Regions from separate parts of the Homo sapiens genome. Here regions 2 and 3 are each linked to region 1. A link is a loop called in an ENCODE intact Hi-C map of the cell type or tissue named here. Cell type or tissue: endothelial cell of umbilical vein. All regions are shown on one strand. Links, peaks and the distances in the headings refer to the core of each region. The heading gives the core; the rest is flanking DNA.

What was found. A loop is a pair of places that touch in the nucleus more often than their neighbours do. Peaks named below come from ENCODE experiments on the same cell type or tissue, not always from the same donor. Only the 100,000 strongest peaks of a DNase experiment are listed, where the experiment ranks them.
Region 2: it touches region 1 in a loop (6-fold over the local background); 18 of 110 quality-filtered maps call a loop at or near these places.
Region 3: it touches region 1 in a loop (7-fold over the local background); 5 of 110 quality-filtered maps call a loop at or near these places.

What each region holds. Positions count from the first base shown.
Region 1 is chr11:86,735,548-86,741,175 of GRCh38, forward strand. No RefSeq gene overlaps it. Among named protein-coding and RNA genes, the nearest start is that of PRSS23, 62 kb to the right of the region's middle. RefSeq lists enhancers at 4,896-5,510, 5,080-5,374, 5,511-5,628. In endothelial cell of umbilical vein, for the core only: no CTCF peak of the experiment used is centred there; DNase peaks (open chromatin) are centred at 184 and 2,384; H3K27ac peaks cover 4,510 bases.
Region 2 is chr11:86,813,760-86,819,387 of GRCh38, forward strand. It overlaps a transcript of PRSS23 not described here. Among named protein-coding and RNA genes, the nearest start is that of PRSS23, 16 kb to the left of the region's middle. RefSeq lists a silencer at 4,768-5,062. In endothelial cell of umbilical vein, for the core only: a CTCF peak has its summit at 4,912 (motif pointing left); DNase peaks (open chromatin) are centred at 1,182, 2,842 and 4,882; H3K27ac peaks cover 4,213 bases.
Region 3 is chr11:86,520,819-86,526,446 of GRCh38, forward strand. The region is part of intron 4 of ME3 (malic enzyme 3); the gene reads right to left. Among named protein-coding and RNA genes, the nearest start is that of CCDC81, 150 kb to the left of the region's middle. RefSeq lists an enhancer at 2,665-3,864. In endothelial cell of umbilical vein, for the core only: no CTCF peak of the experiment used is centred there; DNase peaks (open chromatin) are centred at 3,463 and 4,033; H3K27ac peaks cover 3,431 bases.

The sequences.
Region 1 (5,628 bases), core at 167-5,166:
AAGAAAGAGCACAGATTTTTCATGGAGATTTAGCCAGATGTACCTCAGTAGCAATTGTTAACCATGTCACACTGCCATCATCCAAAGCAGAACATGTGGAATGCCTTAATAATCTACTGAGTCTCAAGGTCCCTCCAGTTTGGTCAAGCTCACCTTTGGCCTTTTGGTGTCCACACTGTTATTTTACCCTTGAAGACTGAGAAACTCTTCTCATCTGAGGCACTTGGTATGGTGGTGACACTTGGATTTCCTTTTATCCCATATGGGATATGTAAACTCAGAGCAAGAAAAATATGTGCTTTTTATCATTCATACATAAGGCATTTCCTTTCTTGGCATCTCTGAGGCTGATGAATGAGTTTTTTTTCTCCCTAAATACACTTCATGCTTCATGAGCTATAATGAAAAGAAATGATATGCTCTGAATTCATCTGATTTAGGCACACGCATATTGAATGTCTTGCCATTAAGTATACTTTTTGATGTGTGGTATCCTTATGATCACATTATTTCCCTTTTATGCTAGAAAAAAACACCTGGGGGAGGGCAGGGGAGCAATGCAAAAACTCCCAGCCCAATTTATTTACACTGGGATTAGTTAGCTATGCAATGATGCCAGTAACAAAAGAGTGACCCAAATCCCCAAGCAGGCAAGTGCGCAGAAAGTTATTTTATTTTCAGGGTGAGGTGACCACAAACATATTTGATTTCTACCCCCCGAGAAGTTACAAATCTGACTCTCTGGATTCAACAAAAAGGTAATTATTATGGTTGTAAAGCTCTTTGCAGCTTTGCAAATAGCTTTCAGATTCCCTATTGCAGTGGAGCAGGATGCATAGCTTCACTCACTCATTTAATGTACAGTTAGTGAGTACCTGCTACGTACAAGGCACTGTCTTAGGTATTAGATTTCTATCTCCCTGTTACTTAGGAGAAAACTGAGGCTCAGAGATGTAAAGTAGTGTGCCCATGATCACAGTCAGTGGAATTAGAACATACTTTCCTTAAACCTGGTTCTGTTAAACCAACCCTAGTTTGTCATAGTAACTTGATTATTTACATGTGCCAGGCAAAGCGGTAAGAACTTTATATACTACATCTCATCTGATCTTCTCATCAACCTTGTGAATAGGTATTGTTTCCCTCATTTTACGTATGAAGAAACCAAGGTTTAGAGAAGTCCGGAGGCTTGCCCAAAGTCACAACACGTGTAAGTGGCAGGGCTGAAATCTCTATCTAGCTCTGTCTGTCTGGAACCCTCCTTTGCCTGTACTTTGTCTCTGCTTCTCTCCCTCCCTGTTGATTGGCTGTGCCCATGAGACCCTGTCCATGTGGCCACAGCTGATTGAATAGGGATTGACACCTGCCACAGGGCAGCTTTCCTAAGGCCAGTGCTCTGTAGCACCCTGAGCCAGGCACACTTCAAGGCACAGCCCATACTGGGGGTGTCAGCTGTTGCCGCAGTCCTTGCTCATTCAGGATGGGTCACTGACCTCTGCCTCGTTCGGTTAGGTTCCAAAGTGACTTTTTGCCGTACTTGTTCCCTGCTCTGATAACCAAGAGTGGTCACTCTTTCATCCTTCCCTCATTCTTTCTTCCAGCTTTAATTTCTGGAAATGAGTCTTTGGTTCAATTCTCCCTGGTCAGGATTGGTAACATCATTTTTAGGGCCCAGTGCAAAATTAAAATGTAGAGTTTCTTGTTCAAAAATTATTACAAATTTGGAGATAGCAGCAACAGGACATTGAGTCAAGCATGAGGCTCTTCTGAGTGTGAAACCCTGTGTGTTTAAACAAGTTACATGCACATGAAGCCAGCCCAGGCCCTGGCATAGTTTTTAATGACACTTTTGGAATGGCCCAGATTTTTACCATAGATTCTCCTTCTGTTTTTGCATCACCCCTCCCTGCTCTAACCTGGAACAGGCCAACTTTCACCATGGCTCTGTTAGCACTTATTCTCCATCTCTTGGCCCTTTTACCCATTGTAACCTAATTCTCTAATTTCCTAAGTTCCCAGTAGTCTGTCTCCCCCAAGACCAGTCCCAACTCCCTGACATTCTCATGGGCATCTCACACACTGAGCTTTCCAGACAGTGACCTTGCACTGTATACAGATGGGAGACTGATCAGGAGAGAGAAAAGACTGTGTATGTTTGGCAAAGTATTTGTTTATAAGGATTTTTGGCATCTGGAGTAATTTTTGCTTTTTATTGAATATAGCTCTGCATTTTATAGATGGCTCTCAACTTGGCCTGAGATTCTTGAAGGAAATTTTGGGATTTTTGCCAAACAATAACACAGAGCTTCATATTTATGTTATAAAAGCCAGCAGTGTCACCATAGACAACTTCCTTCCTTTGTTGGAGCAGTTTTCAAAAACACAGATCACAGCATTATTCAGTACAGTAAACCACACCCTCCACCCCTTTATTGTTATTGACAACAGCAGGGCAGAGTGTGTAAGTCATATCCAAGTGGAAAACATTGGCTCCAATGCATCCTATTGTGAAATCCTCATGCATTGTGTTGCAGCACTGACAACAAAGGAAAAATTAAGAAACATAAAGAGGGAGAAGAAAAAAGATTCCAAATGGAATAAGACAAAAGAGAGAGAGGTTCAAAAAGCAGTAGGCCAAGATATGCTGTGAATGCCCAAGACTCTGGTTCTGTTAAATCAATACTAGTCCATGACAGCAAACATTTATTGAGTATTTGCCGTATACAAGGCATGGGTTGATTCTATACATATTTATTTGGTCTTCTCAACAACCTTGAAACCACCTTTGCAAACTTACAACAGTAAGAGAAATCTAAAATAGTTGTCTCCATCTTGCTTCTGACCTCCAACTTGTCCTTGGTCATTCCTGGGCATAGGCCAAGATAACCTTGGGTAGAATTTAGTTTATGGTTAACTGAAAAGCAAGGATGATAATAGTCCCTCCCTAAAATGAACTCTTTCCTTGCTCGGGGACTGAAAACTCCCTTTGTGGGGTTTTTATTTTATTTTATTTTATTTTCGAAAACTATCTTTGTAAACTAGAATAGGATTCTGGGAAGGGCCCGAATTCTGCTAAAGTGTTGGCATAGTTTCTATAATCCCTTACCGCTCAGGAGTCATGTGGCCAGAGGTTATAAAATTTGTGGCTTCCCTAATTGCTTCTATAGATAGTGTCACTATTGTAGAACCTAAAATTGATTTTTTGAGATATCTTTCAGACTGACCCCTCCTGGACTCTGACTCATGACTCAGCTAATCCTGTGGCTCTACCCAGAGGCAAACTCACTGCATGAGGACCATTTTCCACACCTCTACTCTTTCAACCCCAACCAATAAGCAGCACCCATTTCCCAGCCCCCTACCCACCAACTTGTGCATAAAACCCCTAAGCTCTGAGCCTTCAAGGAGACTGAATTGAGTGAGAATTCCAGTTCTCCTGTATGGGCTGGCCTTGTGTCGATTAAACTCTTTCTCTACTGCAATGCCCCAACCTCAGTGAACAGATTTTGACTGTGCAGAGGGCAGGAAGAACCCAACAGGCAATTACAACCTTGTGAAGTTGGTATTATTTTACAGATGAGTAGGAACTTAAGGCTCAGAGAAGTAAGGAGCATTGACCAAAGTCACAGATCCTATAAATGGCAGAGCTGGAATCTGTGTCTCCATGGTCTAAACTTCCTCCATTCCCTACTGACACGCTGTGCCCTGGAGACCCTAACCCTACAGCCACAGTTGATTGGACATCTGACATAAACAGCTAATCCATGGGGAGAACTGGGATGTCTGTGACCAGAACCAAATATGAGATCGGGGCCAATTTTGTTCCTCTCTTACGATTTTAGAGTCTGGAAAAATCATAGCCAGTTAGCTATGAAGCCAAAGGTTAATGAGATGGACTCAATACAGGGGCAGCCATTCTGAGCCATGGGCAAACTACAGTGAGGAGCACTGCAGGCAGGAGAAAAGGGAAGACAAGGCACCAAGAGACAGAGGGTGAGAGGGATCGGAGACAGAGACACAGAGCCAAAGAGAATGGAGCCTAGAGCTAGCCACCTTGGCTCCTGACAGAGTCTTGATTTTAGGCCCAAGGGGTCCTGGCTGCACTATGGCACCTATCCTTGGCTTCCTGTGAGGTCTCCATATTCTTACAATGATTCTTTCCACCTAAGCTCATGTGAATGGGCCTCTGTAGCAACCCCCAAAATTCTGATTTCAACAGCCTGATGCAAGAGCCACCTTACCATCTGACTGCAGGCCCCCATCTTCATTTACAATAACAGCCATACCCACCATGTGTCCCAGGACAGTTGACAAGCCAGAGTTTCCATAGGTCTAGTTCCTCATCTCTGTTGCTTTGATTAACCTGCCACTGCCACCATCCCTGAATAGAGAATATGTCTTCAGCCTCCAGGCCACTCCCTACCAGTCCCACCTTTCCTCCTATGGCCTATCTCCAGGTCTCTTGCCTTCATGGGTGCAACAACCACCTTCTCAGGTCACCAGACTGCAGCTCAAGGGATACCAAGGAGCAGGTGTTCAGCCCTGAACATTGCCTTCCATTCTCATTCCTAGAGGTCCCCAAAAAATGACCCCCCTCCTCCAATACCCAGATGTGGGTTTTTAGGAATTAATCTGGACATATAATAAAGAAAAACAGAGACAGTCTAATAAAGAGATGTAGACATGAGCAGACCCTGGCTTCTTGTCTAGATTCTCATCCTGACTGGCTGTGTTAACCTCAGGCAAGTTGGCCGATATCTCTGAGTCTTGGATTTCTTACCTACAGTGACAGGGAGGGTGGATAACATGAGAATGAGGCTCCTTCCCACTCTGACATTCTAAGATCCAAATTTAAATACCAATCAGTTCGATTGGCATTTAGAGAAGAGGATCCTAGATTCTTTCTGAAACGTGTGCTTTATCATCACACCTGTTCAGGCAGCAAGTATCAGCAAAGCACCTATAGCAGTGCAGACTGGATATGGAAAAGGAACTAAATTATCACAGAAGATAACAGCACACTAACTGAAGGTTCAGAAAAAAAGGGAGGGGGGCTTCATGTCTAAGAGAAGAAGGAAGGTGTGGGCAACTGTATGAACAGCAGAGGTGCAAGGGCATGTGCATTGCTGAAACAGCAGATTTCTAAGCATGTATCACAGCAGGCTGGGCTTGCAGGCTTTATTTAGGTAAAACTCCCATTGAGCTTCAGCTCCCAGTGCCCAGTCTGACTCAGAGCTTCAGAATTTTGTCCTGCAGTGCGATGAGTCATGGTGATGAAATTTCAAGAGAAAAGGACATTTTTAAAATTAGCTGTAAGATAGCAACTGGCTGTGCTTTTGCTCTGTAAGTGCCTTTTCCAGGTTATTTGAATTCCTCCTTTTTCAAGGCAACTGGAATGGTTGGGAATGGAGGCCCTGGAATAGGCCTCTCGTTTGCCTGCCCTTGGCCACTCAGATTCCCAAAACTCCAGGGCCTCTCAGTGCTTGCTCTTTTCAAGGAAGCAAGCCAAGGACTGGGGCACTGACCCTCAGGCCTGGTCTGCCCTTCACTCTTCCGCCTGATATCTTGTGGTTCTAAGAGAATGGAGTCCTCACAGGCCCCCAAGGCTAAGGTTGGGCTGGGCTGGGT
Region 2 (5,628 bases), core at 451-5,450, 78 kb after region 1:
TTAGGGCCCACAAAAATCAAAATGCAGCCCTGAAACTCATTCATATTTGACAATATCTCTTTGGATGCTAAATGGAGAATGGATTTTAGGCAGTGGCAATGGGAAAACTAGTAATCCAGGTAAGAAATGGCAGTGACTTTGACTTTGGAAGTAGAGGATATTGAATAGTGGTCATATCTGGAAGAGTATATATTTGAAAGTAGAGCCAACATGAATAGGTGTGGTAAAGGAGGAATCAAGAATGACTGCTTGGCTTGGGGCCTGAGCATCCACAGAGATTCCAGGTGCCATTTGCTGAGATGGGAAAGACTAAAGGAAGAGAATTAGATTCTGCTGTGGAAATGAAAACCGAGAATTCCTGTGTCAGTCATGTTAGGTTTCAACTGTCTAGCGGACACCCAAATGCCAATGTCAAATGAACTATAGGATCTCTGATTGTGAAGCTCAGTAGAAATATCTCAAATGCACTTGTAGATGATATTTAAACCACAGAGAAATAATATCATCTGGGGAGAGAATGAGGCTTGAGAAGAGAAGAGGGCTGAGGACAGAGTCCCAGTCCACCAACATTTAGATGTTGGGTTCAGTAGAAGAGAAGGAGGAAGAGGAGGAGGAGGAGGAGGCAGTAAGGAAGCTGGTAAGAAGCCACCAATAAGGTTAAGGACAACAAGGAAAATGTGGCCTCAAAGAAAGCAAGAGAAAAAAGTTGGAAGCCAGGTTGAGGAAGTGAGAGACAAAGGGTGGGACAAGATCAGATTGTGCTTCAGGTTATGTTTAGAAATGTCCCTCTGGCTATGGTGGGAAAGACGGGGTGGAAGGCAGGAGACCAGAGAGGAGTCTGTCTAGTCCTCCAAGCCTCAGCTGTTTTCATGACAAGCAGAACCTTGCCTTGTGTGTCTCTGTGCACCCACCATGCAAGCATGGGGCACTGTGCACCAGGTATGCTTATCATGCCTGTGAATGAGGGATTGATTAACTGAATCCTCCAGGGACACTTGGGACAGCTCTGCCCACAAGAAGAGCAAGAACCCAGGCATCAATGGGGTGGTGCAGACATGGGCTCAGGGAGGCCCTCTGCCATCCCCTCCTGCCTGGACCAATGTTTTCTGAGAGGCAGAAAGTGCAGGGTGACTCTTCACTGTGGTATTTGTCTATGTGTGTATCAAGTGTGTAAAAATACTGTGCTCTCTTAGTCTTGATTTATCACTGCCCCTTGTCTTCGGGCTATTAAAAGGACTAAGGCCCTGTCTTCCATAAAGAGCAAGAACAGCTTTGAGAAGCGTCAAGTTCCAATCCAGTGAAGAAAGACTGAAGTGTTTGCCTTGGAGAGAATGAGGAGAGTCTCAGGAAATGAAATAAACAGAACAAGGGGCTAGAATCCAAGCAGCAGCCGTGGGAACAGCAGCCAGTTCTTGCCATCCAATGAGATGTCTTCTCAGGATGGCCTTCCCTGGCCATCTTCTCTGAAATTCAATGCCCCTCAGCCCCTTCCTCGGGGAGTTCTTATTGCCCTTCCCTGTTTTATTGTCCTGCTCTGCACTTATCACTAACACTGTTATATTTATGTATTTGTCCTCTGCCACTAGAATGTAATTTCATGAGGACAGAGGTTTTTATCTGTTGTGTCCCCACAATTAGAACAGTGCCTGGCATGTAGGTTCTCAATAAATAATGTTATTCAAATGGCTGATTGAACGAATGATCCCAGATGGTTTATATAACCCAGAACATGATGACTTAGGGTTATGTGAGCTTGGATATTTCTTGGGTCCAAACACATCCCAGAATAAAACTCTTGTGGTGTTTTGTATGTATTCTGTTCTATTCTAGCATGTGTTACATTGCTGTTGTTATTTATGTGTCTGCCTCTTCTACAAGACTATGAGCCTTGCAAGAGCAGGGGCTGAGTTCTGTTCTTCTGTGTCTTCCCTTATCTATCCCATGGTCTAGCACAGGAAATATTTGTGAGAAAGTGAGTGTCTGTCTGTCTGTCATGACTTAGCCTGTCATGACATAGATCCTCTCCCACATCTCACAGGCAACAAGCTAGAGTTCTGTGCTATCCATCACCTCCTCTCCAGCTCCCCTGCCACTGCCCTGATTTCACCTTGTTGTTTCTCCTTTAACTATGACAGCAGATTCCAAACTGGATTCTGAGCCTCCCAGCTCGCCCACACCTGCCCAAGACATGTTCTGAAGCAAAGACCTGATCAGGCCCCTCCCCTATGTTTCCTATTGACTAGATGCTGGTTACTAGAGAAGTTTAGTTTTCTTAGCCATGAATCCATGACCAATCCAATATAGTGATCAGATTTATCCCCCATTGCTTCCCAGAGTCACATAACCTGTCGTCTAGCCAAGTTGTACCAAACACATCCGTGTTTTCAACCTTCTGTCATTGCTCAAGCTCTCCTACCCTCCAGCTAGGTTGCCCTTCCTCCATCTCTTCAATTAGTCAATCATTCAGTTATTCATTCAGCAAATGTCCTCAAGCCCACCTCGGTGCCAGTCACTGTGTTCACGCTGGGGCTGCAGAGATGACTGAGATACATCCCTGTGCTCAGGGTGTTCATGCGTCTTCTCCTTTTGAGGTCACTGTAGTCATGACTCTTGCTCTACCTCCCAGAGTGATGAGGCTCAGTAACTACCCTCTCCACAAAATATCTTGGCCTCAGTACAATGGAATTGCCACTTTGTAAATTGAATGAGTTGAGTGCTTCCCCTACATTTTAATAAGTCTTTGAGTTACCGTCCTGCCTGATTATTACATTTCCTTTCTTGGATTTATTAAAACTTGCTCCACCCCCAGTTCCCTGATGGAAAATGCCATGTTTGGTAAACTAACATAGCCCCCAGCATGACTAATATCCTCTGTGGATAAGGCATTCTGGGACATAAGGACACTGTTTTTTTAAAGTGACAGGTTTTACTACTCCAGGATGATTTCCAGACCAGCTGAACACAGCGTTGGAATAGAAATGCCACCACTTTGTCTTTCTACTTTCACAGAAAAGATGTGTTGGTTGAGTATAACATAATATCAGGAAGAATTCATTCAATTCCTTCATTATATCTTTACCGATCAGCCTCTTTATGCTTTGTTTTGTTCTTCAAGCTGTTTAGTGTCCCAAATTCTCTTCACTTTGTCTGAGGTCTTGAAAATTGTAAAATCCTATGAAGATTCATCTGCAGAAAAAGTTTAACTTGAAAATCTAATTATTTATAAGACCCACTTTTGTGAAAGAATAAAACATGATCATGCTTGAGTCTAAAACTCTGGACATTTATAGTTGCGATCAGATTTATTTCCATTCTATATTTTTTCAAATGGCCTATTTTTGCTTGAAAATATGGTTTTTGAGGGGCAAGAAAGCCTTTTTTTGTGATTTTTTTTATTGCCTTCTAACTGTGGGCTTCTGTTTCCCTCATGCTTTCTATTTCATGTATAGTATATTTTGGATCATGTTTTTCCTGACTCTGGAACTTCCTATAACTTTTTATATGGTGTTCCTTTTAGATACTGTTTTAAAAACTCTTTCTTTTGAAATGTGTCAATCTGTCCAGAGAATTAAGTTAATGATGTGGCTATTTTTAAACTCTTTAGATAGCTATGGTTGAAAAGACAAAAAACAAAGTGAGCAATTCTGTGACTGCAGATAGAACTTTTCTAAATGGCTGGCTGGCATTTTTGAGACAAAACTCTATACTTTTATTGAAATACCTCTATTTCTGGCTCATGGATTGTCACCGTATTCTAGAAGTAAGACAAAGAGCCTTGTCTGGTGGACCTGAACACCAATTAGAGTTTCTTTTCAAGAGTATCACTATTCAGCTCTCCTGTTTGCCACTGGCCAGTTGACTTTTTATAGCCAGTGAAAATCCATCCAAGAATCCTGCAGTTTCTTCATGAATTTGTTCTTGTAATGAATTTACGTTGTGTTCAGGCAAGTATCAGATCATTCATTTATGAAACCAACAAGCATGTATTGAGTACCTGTAATGTGCCAGACACTTTTATGAATGATTTACATATATTAATTAATTCACTTCCCACTACAAACCTATGAAGTAGGCATTGATTTTGTATCCATGTCAGAGAGGGGCTAATTGAAGCAAGGTAACTTGCCAAAAACACACAGCTAGAAATGGGATTCATATCTTAGCAGTCTGCCTTGGGAGTTCATGCTCTTATTCTACTAATAGCAAGGTGCCATAAGACTACCGTGAGTGGAGCAACTAACCATGCCTCCAGATTGGGAGTCAGGAGCCTCAGGGAAGGCAAATTCAGAACAAGAGTTGTTTGATCCTTGATGAAGAGGCTTAATCGTTGATTTGATCCTTGTTAGCAACTGATTAGCACATACCAAATTACCTGCAGAGAAGATACACCAGAAAAAAATATGTGCACATATCTGCAAAGCTGTATTACATACCTAAAAACTTTGTATCATCAGTACAAGTATAAAACAAATCATGTGTGATTTGATTCATTTATACATGCTAACCAAATATTTTCAGATTTCCTTTATGCTGTGCCACATCATATGTATCATTAATTGAAATCTATTTTGAATGGCCAACATTCAGAAGTTTCTCGAGTGCCTGGGGTGGGAATCTAAATTTTTAAGACACACTATTGTTTCAACCATTGTTTTTCCTTATAACATGATTCTGATCAATTTGTATTTAGTAAGTGTTTCCGACCATTTAGAAAGACCTTTCCTTTCTAAATCAACACGTAACTTGAAAAAATAAATCAAAATTTTGAAATATCACCTTGTTCTGTAGATTCAGACTAAACGATCTCAGATTTCTTCATGTGTTGGAAAATGTACTTAAAAAAAATCTTTCCCCGAGGCATCTTCTTTGCCAACTGGACTGACTTTTGCTCATTCTTGGATTGCCCCCTAGTGGTTTATTTAACTTATGACTATTTCCCAGATGCTCATCGGCAACTCGTGGTTTCTTTGAATTTGTTTTTAGTTTGATCTTTTCCACACCTTCTCCCATTTGCAGAGAGGGGCTTCCAAAGACAGTGTCTTTGAATGAGGGTGAGCAACGTGCAAAGTGGCACAAACGCTTAGTGTTAATCAATACATGCCATTAATGATGGTGGTGAAATCCTTCTTTCAAGTTTGTTCTCTTTTTTTCTTTGTGCTGTTTTTAACTTTGCCAACTCCTTACTTTCTTCCCTCTGTTAACATCCTACTGGAGTGGTGCCAGGTAATCTGGTGGCACAGGATGACTTACAGGCAATGCTGTGTCTTGAAAATGCCAATTAGGAATGCTGAATGCTGCTGGGCGGGAGTCCCATGCTCTCACCCATATAACAAGTCAGCACTCCATAGGCCTCAGTCAGACCCAGACTTCTTGGCTCCTTTTGGGTAGCTAAGGCTATGACTCGCTGGCCTAGACACTTAAGCATCATCCAAATAGCGAGAAAAACCTTTGAGTTTCTGTAGAAAGCCAGCGAGAGACCCAGACAGCATCACAGACCTGACACTCTGCAGAACTCTGGGTCCAGGCCATCTGCACCAATTAGACCAGAACCAAGAAACGCAGTGCAAGATGCATTATTAATTCAAAACTTTTTTCAATAAGAAAAAAGCCAATTATTGGCTCCATTTT
Region 3 (5,628 bases), core at 451-5,450, 210 kb before region 1:
AAGGGCAATGTAAGTTTTTCTACGACTATATCTAACTATGTGAGTTTGGGAAAGTTACCAGACCTCTCTGAGCCTGTTCCTCAGTCGGTAAGATGAAGAAGGTAGAACAGATAACTTCCAAAACTCTAGAGTTCCATGACTCTAATCTACCAAGGCACGCAGTTATCTGTGACTCGGAGCTAGACAGACCTGGGTTCAAAGCCCAAATCCAACCCTTATTTATTGTGCAACTTTGGCATATTATTTAACTCCACCGAATCTCCATTGCTTATTATTAAAATGTAGCTGTGGCCGGGTGTAGTGGCTCACGCCTGTAATCCCAGCACTTTGGGAGGCCGAGGCGGGCGGATCACGCACGAGGTCAGGAGATTGAGACCATCCTGGCTAACACGGTGAAACACTGTCTCCACTAAAAACTACAAAACAATTAGCCGGGCGTGATGGCGGGCGCCTGTAGTCCCAGCTACTTCAGAGGCTGAGGCAGGAGAATGGCGTGAACCCAGGAGGCGGAGCTTGCAGTGAGCCGAGACTGCGCCACTGCACTCCAGCCTGGGCGACAGAGCGAGACTCCATCTCAAAAACAAACAAACAAAACAAAACAAAACAAAACAAAAATAATAATAATAATAATAATAAAAAAATGGAGCTGTAATCATTAAATCTATCTCACTAAGCTGGTGTGAGCATTAAATAAAATAATACATGTACAAAGTCAGTCGTAAAGGAGCCTCTCTTTAAATTTTCAGGTGGAATTTAAGAAATGTTTGTCAAAGGTATGAATGTCACTGCCTCTCCAAGAGACACAGAATTTCATGCTATGGTTCATGGACAGGGCAACCACATACTTTAGTTTCCCTGTGTCTTGACACAATTATTAACACAATTATTTATTTTTCTTTTCACTCTCAAAAACTCACTGATCTGTAGATCCAGTCTACTAATTTCAAAACTACATTTTCTAGGTGTCTACTATAGAAAGTCAAGCTCATTCTCTTAGCATTATTTTGAGTCCTTTCCCTGTGTAGTCATTAATTAAAATCCTGGTAATAACACAAAGCCTCTGTGAAGTGGCTTACAGTTGGCCATCCATATCCACAGGTTCTACATCTTGGATTCAACCTACTGTGGATTGAAAATACTAGGAAAAAAGGCCGGGCATGGTGACTCATACCTGTAATCCCAGTACTTTGGGAGGCCGAAGTTGGTAGATCACCTAAGGTCAGGAGTTTGAGACAAGCCTGGCCAACATGGCAAAACCCCATCTCTACTAAAAATACAAAAATTAGCTGGGTGTGGTGGCACGCACCTGTAGTCCCAGCTACTCAGGAGGCTGAGGTAGGAGAATTGCTTGAACTCGGGAGGCAGAGGTTGCAGTGAGCCAAGACTGCGTCATTGCACTCCAGCCTGGGTGACAGAACAAGACTCTGTCTCAAACAAACAAACAAACAAACAAACAAAAAACCAGATTAAGAAAAAAAGGCCAATTAAAAAAATGGTAAAAAATAACACAAATTAAAAATGTAGTGTAATGACTATTTTTTTCTTTTTTTTTTTTTTACATTAGGTTCTAGGATATATGTGCAGAATGTATTGTTACATAGGTATACATGTGCCATGGTGGTTTGCTGCACCTGTCAACCTGTCATCTAGGTTTTAAGCCCCACATGCATTAGGTATTTGTCCTAATGCTATCCCTTCCCTTACCCCGCCCCCTCCTTGACCCGCCGACAGGCCCCAGTGTATGTTATTCCCCTCCCTGTGTCTGTGTGTTTTCACTGTTCAACTCCCACATGTGAGCGAGAACATGTGGAGTTTGGTTTTCTGTTTCTGTGTTAGTTTGCTGAGAATGATGGCTTCCAGCTTCATCCATATCCCTGCAAAGGACACAATCTCATTCTTTTTTATGGCTGCATAGTATTCCATGGTGTATATGTGCCACATTTTCTTTATCCAGTCTATCACTGATGGGCATTTGGGTTGGTTCCAAGTCTTGTAACAACTATTTACGTAGAATTTACATTGTATTAGATATAGTAAGTAATCTAGAGATGATTTAAAGTATATTGTAGGATATGTATGTTATATGCAAATACTATACCATTTTATATCAGGGATTTGAGCATCCATGGATTTTGGTATCCGGGGGGAAGGGGGTCTGGGAGGTTGATTATATATCACCCACAGTCTTTTGCCCTTCATGACTTTTTGGTAGTCTTCAATTCACTCTTTGCCAAACTCTATGGAGGGAGACTTAAAGGTGTTAAACCAGCAAACCTCAGTCCTACTGTTGGCTCCTTGAAGACCTGATCTTTGGACTGAGGCAAGTCATGTCATTATTGCCTTAGTTGCCATATGTAAAAAGTAAGAAAGAAGAAAAAAAGAAGCCAACATTTATTTAGCTCCCATTGGGAACATTTTATAAATGCTATGCCATTTACTTACTGCCACAAGTCTGGGAGGTATATGTTGTTGTCCTCATTTACACCTGAGATTAACGAAGCTCAATAAAATGAGGTAATATCACTGAGGTAAGTTGGCAAAGTAGTAAGGGAAAGCAGGTAAGAAACCATTGTGCCTTCTTGCCTTTCTTGTTGGAGTTTCAGGTGATGATTGTAAAACACTAAGCCCTATAGAAGACAGGCTTCTATTAACACAGAGAAAAACTGAAATAGGTTTCTAATTGTTTGTACTCTTTTTTTTCTTCCTGGAATTTGCAAATCTCAGATATTGCTCTATCCTCTTTTTTGATTATGAGATTTTATTTTTGGCAGAAAATAATTGTTCCAGTTGAGTTCCAAGAGTTGAAAGAGTTTCTCCATCTGTTCTTCTTGAATAAGAAGAATGCTGATAAGGTGTGCAAATAGCTGAAGAAGTATACATGCAATTTTCACTAAAAATCGTGAGTACATGGAAAAGCTGATGAAGAAGGCCTTGAACCTCCATCACATCATTAGCTGACTGAACATTTTATAATCAGGAGGGGGAAAAAAGGCGGAATAGAAGGAAATTTCAGCTGAAATTGACACCTCTGTCCAAATAGAATATCACTTCAGAATCTAAAAATTCTAATTCCACAAGTCACAGATGTTTCCAATTAGAACAGAGAAAGTTAATGTAGTTTCAGCTGTTACTTAGAATATTAAAATGTGCCAAGAAACTCAGAGAGAGTTGGTACAAAGAAGTTTCTTTTTCTACTAAAATATTTACTCCTTCAGAAATAATAATCAGAGGCTTTAGGCCCCTTTCCCTGAAAAGTCACACTTAACACTCTTCACTTTCTTTTATGGCTGTGAACATGGCACAGACCCACACATGCCTCCACTTTATAAAACAAACACCTTCCTGACGTCTAGAAGGCCTCTAGTGAATCTGGGTCTCTGGGCAGTAAGTTGTTTGGAATGTGTCTCTGTTCTAATACAAACATTTGATATCCAAAGCAAATAATCATCAAACCTGCGATTCTGAAATTACTGTCCCCCTGACTCAGAGGCGCAGCCAATGAGTCATTTATTTACATGTAACTACAAGATAAGGAGAGAAAAACATCCTATCTGCTTGTTTTTCCAAAGCAGGTTTGAGAAGTAGTCACACATTTTTTTCCACTGAATCATAAATCTGCAGCCTCAGTTTAAGAAATAGGCTAGGAGCTCAGAACCCTGTGAAGATACACCAAGATAATAGTCCCCTAAACCAAGAAAAAGCTGAAATTGTAAAAGCTCGAATCCATTTTATGCTAGCATTTATGAGGCAGTTCTATGGGCAGGCATCTGAGTCCTATCCTGAAGTAATTTGTAAGTGGAAGACCCCACCCACTTTAATTTACCAGATAAACATTTCTGGAGCTATCATTGCATATTAGTTATGAAAGCTGGAATTTAATAAGAGAGAACAGAATGCAGTTTTCAAAGTGCACAGAAGTTCACTGGGAAAACATATGCTTAAACTTCAGGGACCATGATCCCTGGAAGCAAATGTAAGAGACAGCTAAGTGCCTGGAATTATATGTCTGAAAGGATTACTCATCAGATGCAATTAAGCAGGGGGAAGGGGAGAAGCACACATTTGATCTAATGTGTTGTTTTGACTAAGTTCCGCCTCCAAACTACAAATCCCTCGAAAGGAAGGAATCTCAGAACATTCAAGATCAGGAAAGTTAAAGGCCAAAAAAGTATTTGCTTTGAAATGATTGAGAAAAGATGTGTGTGTCTCTGGTCAGGGATAAGTTCCAGTGAGACCCACTCCAACTTGCAAAACATTGATATTATTGGGAAGCTTCAGAGCAGACAGTCAGACAGACTTAGACCCAAATTCTAGGTCATCTGGTTAGTAGTGACCTTGACAAATGACTACAGTTGAGCCTCAGTTTTCTCATCTGTAAAATAGGGGCAATGAAATGTTTCCAATAGAGCAGTGACAATTAAAGATAATATATGAAAAGTAGTGAGCACAATGCCTGATACATTTCTATTCAAATACCTAATTCTTTGAAGAAAAGTTTCTAACAGAAACTTTTGATGTTGACAGAAAACAGTCAAACCACAACAGCAAGAGAGGAAGAAAGGAACAGAGGATCCACAAAATAACCAGGAAACCATTAAAAAAATGGCAGTAGTGAGTCCTTACTTATCAATAATTACTTTGAATGTAAATGAATTAATTCTCCTATCAAAAGGCTAACGTGGCTGAATGGTTTAAAAAAAAAAAAAAAGACCCACTATATTTTGCCTACAAAAGATTCAGTTCACCTTTAAGAACACACAGAGGCCGGGTGCAGTGGCTCACGCCTGTAGTCCCAGCACTCTGGGAGGCCAAGGTGGGTGGATCACCTGAGGTCAGGAGTTCAAGACCAGCCTGACCAACATGGTGAACCCCATCTCTACTAAAATACAAAAATTAGCCGTGTGTGGTGGCAGGTGCATATAATCTCAGTTACCGAGGGAGACCGAGGTAAGAGAATTGCTTGAACCCAGGAGGCAGAGGTTGCAGTGAGGTGAGATCGTGCCATTGCACTCCAGCCTGGGCAACAAGGGCAAAACTCTGTCTCAAAAAAAAAAAAAAAAAGGAGAGGGTGGAGCCAAGAGGGCCTAATAGGAACTGCTCCAGTCTACAGCTCCCAGCGTGAGCAACAGAGAAGACGTATGATTTCTGCATTTCCAACTGAGGTACCGAGTTCATCTCACTGGGGAGTGTCAGAAAGTGGATGCAGGACAGTGGGTGCAGCGCACCGAGCATGAGCCGAAGCAGGGCGAGGCATTGCCTCACCCAGGAAGCACAAGGGGTCAGGGAGTTCCCTTTCCTAGTCAAAGAAAGGGGTGACAGACGGCACCTGGAAAATCGGGTCACTCCCACCCTAATACTGCGCTGTTCCAACAGTCTTAGCAAATGGCACACCAGGAGATTATATCCCGTGCATGGCTCGGAGGGTCCTATGCCCATGGAGCCTTGCTCATTGCTAGTACAGCAGTCTGAGATCAAACTGCAAGGTGGCAGCGAGGCTGGGGGAGGAATGCCCACTCTTGCTGAGGCTTGAGTAGGTAAACAAAGCAGCCGGGAAGCTCGAACTGGGTGGAGCCCACTGCAGCCCAAGGAGGCCTGCCTGCCTCTGTAGACTCCACCTCTCGGGGCAGG